2 separate regions of the Homo sapiens genome follow, and region 1 is linked to region 2. The links are chromatin contacts, found by Hi-C in ENCODE. All regions are on one chromosome and are shown on one strand. Each heading gives the region's core, a stretch centred on a gene start or an enhancer-like site at or near the end of the contact. The rest is flanking DNA. Distances are from core to core; before and after follow the strand shown.

Region 1 (4,916 bases), core at 1,048-3,547, 1.4 Mb before region 2:
AAAAGCAGATTACTTGACTTTCTTTATTCTACACATTAGCTCGTTTTTAATGCTAGGAACTAAGAACTTTTCTAGGACTTTGATGGAATGATTACTATCTTAGAAAATGCCATGCCTCCATAAATATATATGCCTACTATGTACCTGCAAAAATTAAAAATAAAAACTTTGTTAAAAGAAAAAAAAAAAGAAAATGCCATGCTTTTAAGTTCAGCTTACAAAAGTTCTCATTCTTTTTATAAATCCAGCTAGAATTTCCAGATAAAATAAAAGTTGCCCAATTGAATACGAACTACCCCAAATTCAAATCTACCTACTGTTCTATATTTTTATTTGTTAAATCTGCCAATCCTAAACCCAACAAACCTAAATAATTACTTATAAGGGGTTTGTGGCCAATTTATAAACATTTTATACTTTATTTAATATGCCCTATTTTCTTTTAAAAGTTCTTCAATTGTCTGAACTAACAAAAAAGCTACTTTTAAAAAATACTAAATCATTTGAATTCTAATAAAGTAAACAAACAAAACATTGATGATAACCTAAAGTGTTTATAAATGTTCCAGAACTGTATTCAGACAAAGGTTTCAACGTAAAGTCATGAACCTGAATCAAACCCTACCAAGTGCACATTTTATAAGAGAGTTACAAGATTTTCTATATAGTTGGCCCAGCAGCTCTCATTAAGTCCATGAAATACCGCATATTCCATCTTAAAACACACAAAAAGAGTATACCATGGCTCTGAGTCTCTTAAACATTTCTACACTTTAATTCTAAATCTTTTTTCTGGTTGGAAGATGCCCATTCACCAAGAAAGACAATTAACCATTCCCTAGAGCTCCTTTTTTTTTGTTTTTGTATTTTATTGAGATGGAATCTCACTCTGTTGCCCAGGCTGGAGTGCAGTGGTGCAATCTTGGCTCACTGCAGCCTCTGCCTCCCAAGTTCAAGCCATTCTCCTGCCTCAGCCTCCCAAGTAGCTGGGATTATAGGCGCCCACCACCACGCCTGGCTAATTTTTGTATTTTTAGTAGAGACAGGGTTTCACCATGTTGGCCAGGCTGGCCTTGAACTCCTGACCTCAAGTGATCCACCCACCTCAGCCTCCCAAAGTGCTGGGGCTACAGGAGTGAGCCACTGCGCCCGGCCCAGAGCCACCTTTACCAGAGATTCAACCAGGCCTGAGGTCTTAGGTTGCAGACAACAGGGAGATTCATTGCAGCACGAACTCAGGAAACCATTTCCTTCCATGTACTATTTGGGGTTATCTTATAGAATTCCTGGCATGCTTGGCCAGTATGCTGCCTGGATGTATGTTGGGGATATATGTATAATTTTCCCTGTGGCTGTGGCCACAGACCCATCACCACAAGAGGGGTTGGTCCACAGATCCCGATGCTGGCTTGGAGTTATTCTTATTCCCTACCCTTTTCACAGAATTGTCTTTGCCAAAGTCCATTAATATACCTTGATTGGATTTTGCTTTTTTTTTTAATTTTTTTTTGCTTTACAGATCTTCATAGTTTCCTGCCCATATCTCTAAAAGTCATTTTGCTTGAGTTGATATCCTACAGTTCTTACAAGACCTTTCTCTCCCAGGGTCACACAACTCTCGCCAATATTAAATTAATATCAGCTTCAATCACGGGTCTCTCCATGGGTTTCACGGGCTATTTGCTCGCAGAGTCCAGGGACATTTTCCTCATCCATTCCATCAGATCCCCAATTGCTTTCTCTGGCAACACACTCCTAGTATTTGTACGGTAAAGCTGCCTAAAAAAATTAAGTAATTCAAACTACTCTTGACCTTACTTTACACCACCAGGGCAATTAGAGTCACAGTCTGGGTGTGTCTGAGGACAGCAGGCCGCCAAATCCCAGTGATTTAGAGAAAACCGAGCAGAATTTCCCATGCCTCCTGCCTCATTGTCCCCCAGCAGAAGGTTCCGTCACCCCAGGTGCCCTCTAGGGTGGACCACTTCCGAGTTCATCCACTGTCAGGAAAAGGCACATGGCATGCAACCGCAAGACCGATGACTAGATGTCAGAGCTGGCTCCCGGTTGGGATATGAGTGACTTTGTGGAGGATGGCGCCTAAATGAGGCATGCCAATTTCTGCACCAGGGTGACGAACATAAGGGCTCCTTAAAGGCTAGCCCAATGTATCTGTATTTCCTTGGGGATTAAAACCCATGATCTTCAGTTCCTCAGAGAACTGAAAGTTGCAAGGAGAAATCCAGTAATTCCTGTTATCTGCAGGCTTTATAAGTCAGTGGAGCCTGCGGAAGTGGCCAGAATCCAGCACTCCAAGCACTGCTGTCTTCTCACAGAGTCTTGAAGCCAGAGCAGCGCCAGGATGTCACGGGAGCTGGCCCCACTGCTGCTTCTCCTCCTCTCCATCCACAGCGCCCTGGCCATGAGGATCTGCTCCTTCAACGTCAGGTCCTTTGGGGAAAGCAAGCAGGAAGACAAGAATGCCATGGATGTCATTGTGAAGGTGAGCCCCTTTCCTGGGAGGAGGATCCCAGACACCCCTCACACCCTCTCTCCTGTCTGCAGACTTTAAGAGACTCAAGGAACTTAAAGTTGGCCCTTAGGGGGAATGTAGAAGCTGGCTTGGAACAATAACCACTTCAACTCTCTGTACCTCCTGCCGTCATCTTAAAACAGGGGTGATAACAATGGTTCCCTCCAGGGTTGCTGGGGGGACTACAGGAGTTGGCAAATGGAAAGCTCTTAATGTAGTATCTGGCTCATTATACGTTCCAGATAAGGGTTAGCCATTATGATTTTTATTGCTATTTATTGAATGCCTGTATCAGGCACTATAAGCACATGGTTTCACTTCATAATCTTTATGAAGAGGGACTATTACTCCCCATGTAGAGGTGATGAACAAAGAAAGATGAAGTAACCTTATACAGCTACTCCTTTTCACCAGCAAAGCCCAGCTCCTTTCTCTCTCTTTCCTTTTCTTCTTTCTTTCTTTTCTTTCTTTCTCTCTTTCTTTCTTTCTTTTTCTTTCTTCCTTTTTCTTTCTTCCTTTTTCTTTCTTCTTTCTGTCTTTTCTTTCTTCTTCCTTTCTCTTTTTCTTTGTTTCTTTCTTCCTTTCCCTTCCTTACTTTTTTCCTTCCTTCCTTCTCTCTCCCATCCTCATCATCCCTCCCTCTCTTTGTCTTTCTTTCTTCTTCTCCTCCTTCCTTCCTCTCTCCCTCTCCTCTACTTCCCCACTCCTTCCACTTTCGCTTACGCTTTCCTTGGGTGATATACCCAATGTCCGGGGACACTGCTTGCTTTCTCTGGAGTCAATTGACTCCCTTTATCCTACAGGTTAATTAATTTTTGATGCTGGCAACTTAACCCTTTCCCAGGACTCTGGAAAGGTACTTATTACCTTAGGAAACCTGAGACACCATGGTGTGGTAGGGGGGCCAGGAGCCCTGGGTCCAGATTCCACCTACCAGACTTGTGAGCTTGGGAGGCCCTGCCCCTCCCTGAACCACCAGCTCCCCTAGTAAAATGGCGACCACATCCAAATACCACCTGTAGCACTGGCTGGTGAAGAGAACTCAGGGTGCCTGAGGCACCCAGCAGAGCCTGCAGCAAGGTGGGTATTCATGAGCCAGAGCCGCTGCTGTTGCTGTCACTGGGAAGGAGGATTGGAGTGAGGACTGGCAGGCTCTGTTCTTCCTTGGACGAGCCTCTCAGACCCAGGTGGCCCTGCCCTTTGGGAGGTAACCAAGGCCTTCTAGATGGTGTTGTTTAGCCAGGATAGCAATGCCAAGCCTGTGGGAGCCATGACAAGATTGTTCAATGGGAAACCCTGACATGCAAGGCAATGATTTTCCCCACTTCACACATGGCCCGTGGAGCCTGGGTAGCCACTGAGTTCCCATCTCCTTCCTCACTGATGAAACCCGGCTGTCTTTTTGTTCCTTGGTGAGTCCATCATGGGGGCTTGAACTCTGCATCTCCCCTGAGCAGCTGTGTCCTGCAGAGCATGTCCGAAGTCCTTGTCAAGGCTGCCTCACCCTCCCCATCCTACCAAGAGGCCATCCCCAAAACACTGCAAGAGCTACCCTACAGGGCACTCACAGTCACCCGAGAATGCCAGGCATTCAGAATAGGATTATCCCTAGCGCCCATTGACCAAGCACCTCCTATAGGTGCTAATTTTTGTATTTTTAGTAGAGGCGGGTTTCACCATGTTGGCCAGGCTGGTCTCGAACTCCTGACCTCAGGTGATCTGCCCATCTTGGCCTCCCAAAGTGCTGGTATTACAGGCGTAAGCCACCGTGCCCGGCTGGGACTGTATTTTAACAGTTCAACATGGTGGGCTTTGTAGTCACGCAGACCTAAGTTCAAATCCTGACTCTACCACCTATCCTGGCTGTATGACTTTAAGCTAGTCACTCAACCACTCTGAGCTTGGTTTCTGCCTATGTTTAATGGGCTAATAAGCATAGTTACCCCACAGGGTTGTTGTAAGGCTCGGAGTAGGTTTGCAGTAAATGTCAGCTTTTATAATTATTATCATTATAATTATACCTCTTTATTTCTAATCCAGTCTGTTATCTTTGCTTACTAAGGGCTTAATAAATATTTATTATTATTATTGTAATTATTCAAGCAAAGCCAAGAGGCAGGATATTGTGGGGAGGTCATGAGCAAGGGGCTCTGGGCTTGAATTACATAGGTTCAAATTCTGCCTCCGCCATTTTCTAGTAGGGTGATTGGGAGTGTAATTTACTCAACTTTCTCTGAGTCTCACGCTCCTCTTTAAAATGTACATAACAAAAGCACCTACCTACCTCAGGGAGTCCTTCATTTAGTTCAGAGAAGAAATTATTTTAATAAGCACTCAGTGCAATACTTAAAAACAGTAAGTGTCCAATAAAAGGTTTTATTTA
Region 2 (5,157 bases), core at 2,227-4,726:
TCCTTTCCTTTCCTAGGCTTCCCTCATTGTTTATATAGTGCTTCAGAGTCACAAGAGTCACACCTGCGTCAGGTGTAGTAGGATGACTGCTCTGTTTCTAGAAAATTGCTAGAGTCTATGAGTAGGCAAGTGCCTTGGCAGGGTATAATTTATTTAATCGCAATTGATCGAAGCTTTGCAGGGTCAAGTGGCCCTCTGCACAGTCCTGCTTTGCAAACTCAGGGGCGCCCCTCGCTTGACTCTCAAATGTTGGGGCAGAGGGAAGGAGGGCCTGGCATGTAAAAGAAGAACCTTCCACTTCATCCTTGTGCCCTTCCCAACCTGGCAGTGCTTGGGAAACCTTTACCAAGGAAATTATTTTGCCAATTTAGACTCCCAGCAGTCTTCAAAGGAATCCTCCCCTCTGTAGATGGCCCATATTGGAAAACACTTGAGAACCTTGCTGCTCTCTGCTGCAGGCATCCTTTGCCTCAGGAATAAATACCATTTTTATTTTACCACCAGAATGTCCTTGTCTTTTCTGGAAACTTTTATTGACATCCCTTACCACTGACTCTACAATGGCTAGCCAACTTTTTTTTTTTTTTTAACAAAACCCAACAACCAAATCACAGGTTTGTATTTATTCTTTCATTTTAAGTCAGTTGCCACTGTCTACCCATTTTCCCCATTATCTCTTTGGAATTGAAACTAGCTGAGAGTGATGCTGGGAGCAGAGCTGAGTCTCTGAGCTCCTTGCCTTCTTTGTTGTGTGCTGCATCATTTTTTTATATTCACAGGCTTCTGCATTTTAATAAACTGTAGATAATGATACATCTGGTTGCATATTAATTGCTGAGAGTTCAAAATAACACGTAATCACTATGTTTCAAGGTTGCAGATGTACAGCACTGAGAGCCAGTGTTTGTTATGAACCTTTGGAAAAATCCGTTGTTACTGGGTATTTTTAAATTCTTGTCATTAAAAATGCACTACAGGATGGAAAGTGTCTCAACAAATGAAATCAGTTTTGTGTTGTGCACACATGCACATACACCCCTCCCAAAGAATAACATTTTGAAGCTATTCATCTGCTCATTTGGGGGGTGTGGGGGCAACAGAAATGCCAGATGAATCCATTATAGATTACTTACCTCACAGTTTCCTGAACAGCATGCTTTGTATCTTATTTATCTGCATACCCTTGCTCAGTGAGTGGTAAGATGTCAGCTGAAAGCCAAAAACAGGAAAGTTTAAGATTTTTAAAAATTTATTTCCAATTTAATCAATCCCATGTGGTTGTTTGACTAGTAGCTTTTTCCATTCTGAATAATCAGATTTCAATGTATTCTGTTTTCGGCTGGGAGCAGAGTGCTCTAAAACACCCGGGTGCTGTGTCCCCTGGTTCTAAGTGTGGACATGTGCTCCTGAGGACACACATGGACCAAACATTTGAAGGGATAATTTGTGCTAGAAGGGACAGCTGGGAGTTAACCAGGGAGCATCTTGAACATATTTTGTGTTTCTTTCTGGAGGTCACATCTCTGCAAGGCCTGTCTGCTCAAAACCGTTGTTCTTGTCAAAAACGGAAACCAACTAGACATCAAGAGAAGGGGATCCATTTTCTTCTGCAGACCCAGTGCCCTTGGTCAGACGTCCCTGTAGTTTTTACCCAGCAACCAGTTAGGATCCCTGGTCCCTGTCTAGTTTTCAGTCGGATGACAGACCTGACTGTCAGCTTTGCTTGCCTGAGATGTGTTTGATCATCCCAGATTCAGCTGGAACAGTCTGTCCTTCCTTTGGGACACTGAGATTAAGATCTGAGCACCCTTTTTCATCTCCCTACTTCTTTTTCCTCTTCTGGGAAGCAAGATAATGCTGAGCTTCAAAGAACGACAGATGGATGAGAAAGAGAGAGGACTTTTCTGTGGTTCTGTGTGGTCCTTTCTTGGTTACACATTATTTTTGTGAAGTTTCACCTTGCACATCCGACATGGGTTGAATGACCAGAGTTCCTCTCATTGCCTAATTCCAGACAGTATTGGGATCTGGCAAGACTGGAGACCAGCTCTTCTAGCCCATAATTCAGCAGTGTTGGTGGCAGTGGGCGGGTGGGAGGATAATGCAAACCTCAAGACCCATCTATAAGGACCCAAGATTAGGACTTGGGTCCTTATCTTGAGATTTTACTGCTTTCCTTTCTTCCAATATAGCCTTGAATCCTGCCAGACCACCGCTAGTTTTGCCGTATCCAGCCAGAGCTTGACTAAACAGATGATAAAACCACAGGAAGAAAAGGAAGGCAGGAATATGGCATCAAAATACATGGTCTCGTAGCAGCCTCAGTGGCCAGAGCAGTTATTGGTATGATTCTGGCAGGTGACGTGGAACTCTAGCTTTGTCCCTGGAAGGATCAAGGCAAAATCCAGTGCTGCAGGGAATAGAAGAGGGCAGGGGCGCAGGCTGGCAGAGAGACCATGCCTCTCCCAGGACAACAGAAATAAGGACAATACTCTGATATTTACTGAGGACTAACAGGCGGGTGTCTGCCAAGCATATTATACACCTAGTCTCCTGTGATCCTCCCAACAACTCTGTGAGAAGGTAGGAGAGTCATCTTCACTTCACAGTAGAGGAAACTAGCTTATAGAGGTTATATTTTGGGCCCAAGGTCGTAGGGTATTGCACTCTGACCAGACAGGTTGGCTCATATTTTATCCTTAGATCCTTTGCAAAGAATCAATGCACTCTTTGGGCCAGAGTGATAAGAACTTTGTCACTTGCTGCAGAGGCATTCAGATTATTCCTAAGCTCTGAGAGAGCCCAGAAAATGTCCTTAAAGAAGCAGGAATGGAACTCCAGTGGCATCCTTTTCCTCCTTCTCCAACCCCACCCAAGGGGAAGCGAGGGAATCCCTTTTACAGTGATAAACAAATGCAGAACATATATTCCACCCAAAGGTTTCCAAGAAGTCAGTAGGAAATGACTGACTCCGGAACCCCAAAGTCACAGAGACTGTCCTCTGGACCCCGTGGCTGTGACCAGGAGATCTTTTCTACCTCTGGGTGCCTCGTTGTGTGACCAGGAGACCTTTTCTACCTCTGGGTGCCTTGTTGGCATCATCCAACCAGGGATGTCCAGCCCCATTTTCCAGACCGGCGGATGGGTGTGGCATTATAGGCACGTTATTTCTGTGGCATTCTTGCCAAAAATGCATAACCTGATGTGAGAAAACATCCTCCGGGCCCATGGCTGGCCTTCCCATAAGGGCCACAGAGACTTGATGCTGCTGGCAACTCTCCTAATTTTTAAGGAGGTTGAACTCTTTAAAGTTCTCCAGCTCTGAGCATCTGGCCCTTTCTGCCTCAGAAGGCAGATGTGGAGCCAGGGACCGCAGAGAGAGCTAAATATTTGGCTTCCTCTTTCTCTGAAGGTCTGTAGCATCATGTCTGGGCATGACCAAGATGAGTTTCAGGCAGTGGGGGCTGGTGTTTGCTAAAAGGAACTTAACAGGGGTGTGGGTGTGCAGTTCTCCCTCTGCCCAAGGTTAAGTAATAGTAACATCCTGTGTAAAGAGAATTGAATGTGGTTTTCTGCTAAACTTCAATGTTTTAGGGCTGTTTATTAGATGTGTTTAATCTTGGGCCAATTTAACCAGTAGCAGACTAATAAAATAACAGATTTGGGCTTGCTGCCAGGACAAATGTTGACTTACCCTTATAATGTTGACTAAAACGAGTAACTTTGAAAGTTATTGCAGAGTGAAACCTTAGCCAGAAATACAGCGTCTGAAACAGTGGTTTTGTTTTATTTTACTGGCTCTGCTTAGAGATTATGTTTGTAACCTAGGCTGCTGCCTGCTTCACCTCTCAGAGTCCTGTATTTTACTGAATTATTTCCCAAGGCTCTTTTTTTCAGCCCATAAACCTTCACTCAGCAAAAATGAATTTCCCCATGGCAGGCAAGTAGGAGAGGTTACTTTTCCAATGTGGGGGCAAAAACTCAGTGGTACCAAGAAGAATGAAGGTAATGACTTGCTTGAGTCTTCTCTCAGAAACAAAATGGTATGCCATGAACATTCACCCTCTCCAAATTTGTAGTAAAATTAATTGCTTCTCCCGGGTGTACCGGAAGAAATCCATCTCGCTTGCCGCCTACCCCCACCTTTCCTTCATTTTGCCATGCAGTTTATTACAAACACTAGAGAGCTATAGTATTTTGCTACCATGTGTTTTGGACTTGAAGGAAACAGGGGAGGCCAGGAGGAAATGAAGCTAGGAGGACTACAGAAATTGTCATAAAGTGTGATTTCTTTCTACCCCTGTTTTTTTAATTTGTGTTTTATAGGAAGCTGGTTTGGGCAGGGCCTCTGAGCATGGTTTCAGAGGCTCCTGCCAGCATTGTGTGAGCTCAGCCAACTGCCAACTGTCCTCCTTATACCTCTCCCTTATTCAAGGCTCCCCCGAAAGCAACCACCTCACAGGGAGACTTTGGCCAAGAAGCCATAGGTGCTGAATCTGCTTTTGGTGCTGACTGGCTCAGGCAGACAGAGCTTGATATACAGAGAATAAACGTCATCCCTCTAACATTAATATGTTCAGTTTTATGTACCTGAGAGTTGATGGTTTAATTTGTGGGTTTGCCCAGACTCTCTTGCGACTTCTCTCATCATCTGCTCTTTAGCACTTCCATGAGACGGGGCAAGAGATTGTTGGAGTCTCAATCCAGCAGCCCGAAAGCCTGTCTGCAGCTTGGGTTTGAGACTGAACTAACTCAGGGTGTTTTGTGGATTTTAGTTATCCAGGCTGTCCCTGTTCCCTCATTAACAAAAACAAAACAAACCCCAGCTTTTTTTTTTTTTTTAAGAAGGAAATTGGGATCTTTTCCTCATAGCACCTTATCTTAATATGGAGGAAAGAGTTGAGCCATTTTATCAAAAAGGAAATCAAATCCCCCTTGGATGCCTAATGTGAGGCAACTGGCAACCAAACTCACGGCCGGAGAAAACAAACACAAGAATGTGGCTTCCATGTTTGAGATTAGCCAAGACAAAGATAGCAGGGATGCCTCCCGGAACAGTTCCTGGTGGTTTGTCAAAGTCCACAAAGCTTGCAGTCCCTTTGTTGAAATCACTGATAAGCATACAAGAGGAAAATTATAGTTCTGAGTTTGAAGACC

What was found. A loop is a pair of places that touch in the nucleus more often than their neighbours do. Pooled maps may share reads with other maps.
Region 1: a loop to region 2 is called in a map with no recorded cell type, with 4 times the contacts of the local background. The contact joins the promoter of DNASE1L3 here to the enhancer-like site in region 2. A Hi-C loop is called at or near these places in 2 of 37 single-sample maps with no recorded cell type and 3 of 50 pooled maps.

Annotation. Positions count from the first base shown.
Region 1 is chr3:58,208,353-58,213,268 of GRCh38, reverse strand. It overlaps DNASE1L3 (deoxyribonuclease 1L3), which reads left to right and starts at 2,297. Exons shown (of 8, transcript NM_004944.4): 1 at 2,297-2,503. The coding sequence starts at 2,363. It overlaps LOC107986091 (a long non-coding RNA gene), which reads left to right. Exons shown (of 3, transcript XR_007095932.1): 3 at 1-260.
Region 2 is chr3:56,782,335-56,787,491 of GRCh38, reverse strand. All of the region lies in intron 1 of ARHGEF3 (Rho guanine nucleotide exchange factor 3), which reads left to right. Among named protein-coding and RNA genes, the nearest start is that of ARHGEF3, 17 kb to the left of the region's middle. RefSeq lists an enhancer at 3,289-3,688. Within about 2 kb of position 3,476, at least 28 of the 41 ENCODE cell types and tissues checked have a DNase peak (open chromatin) inside an H3K27ac peak, as active enhancers do.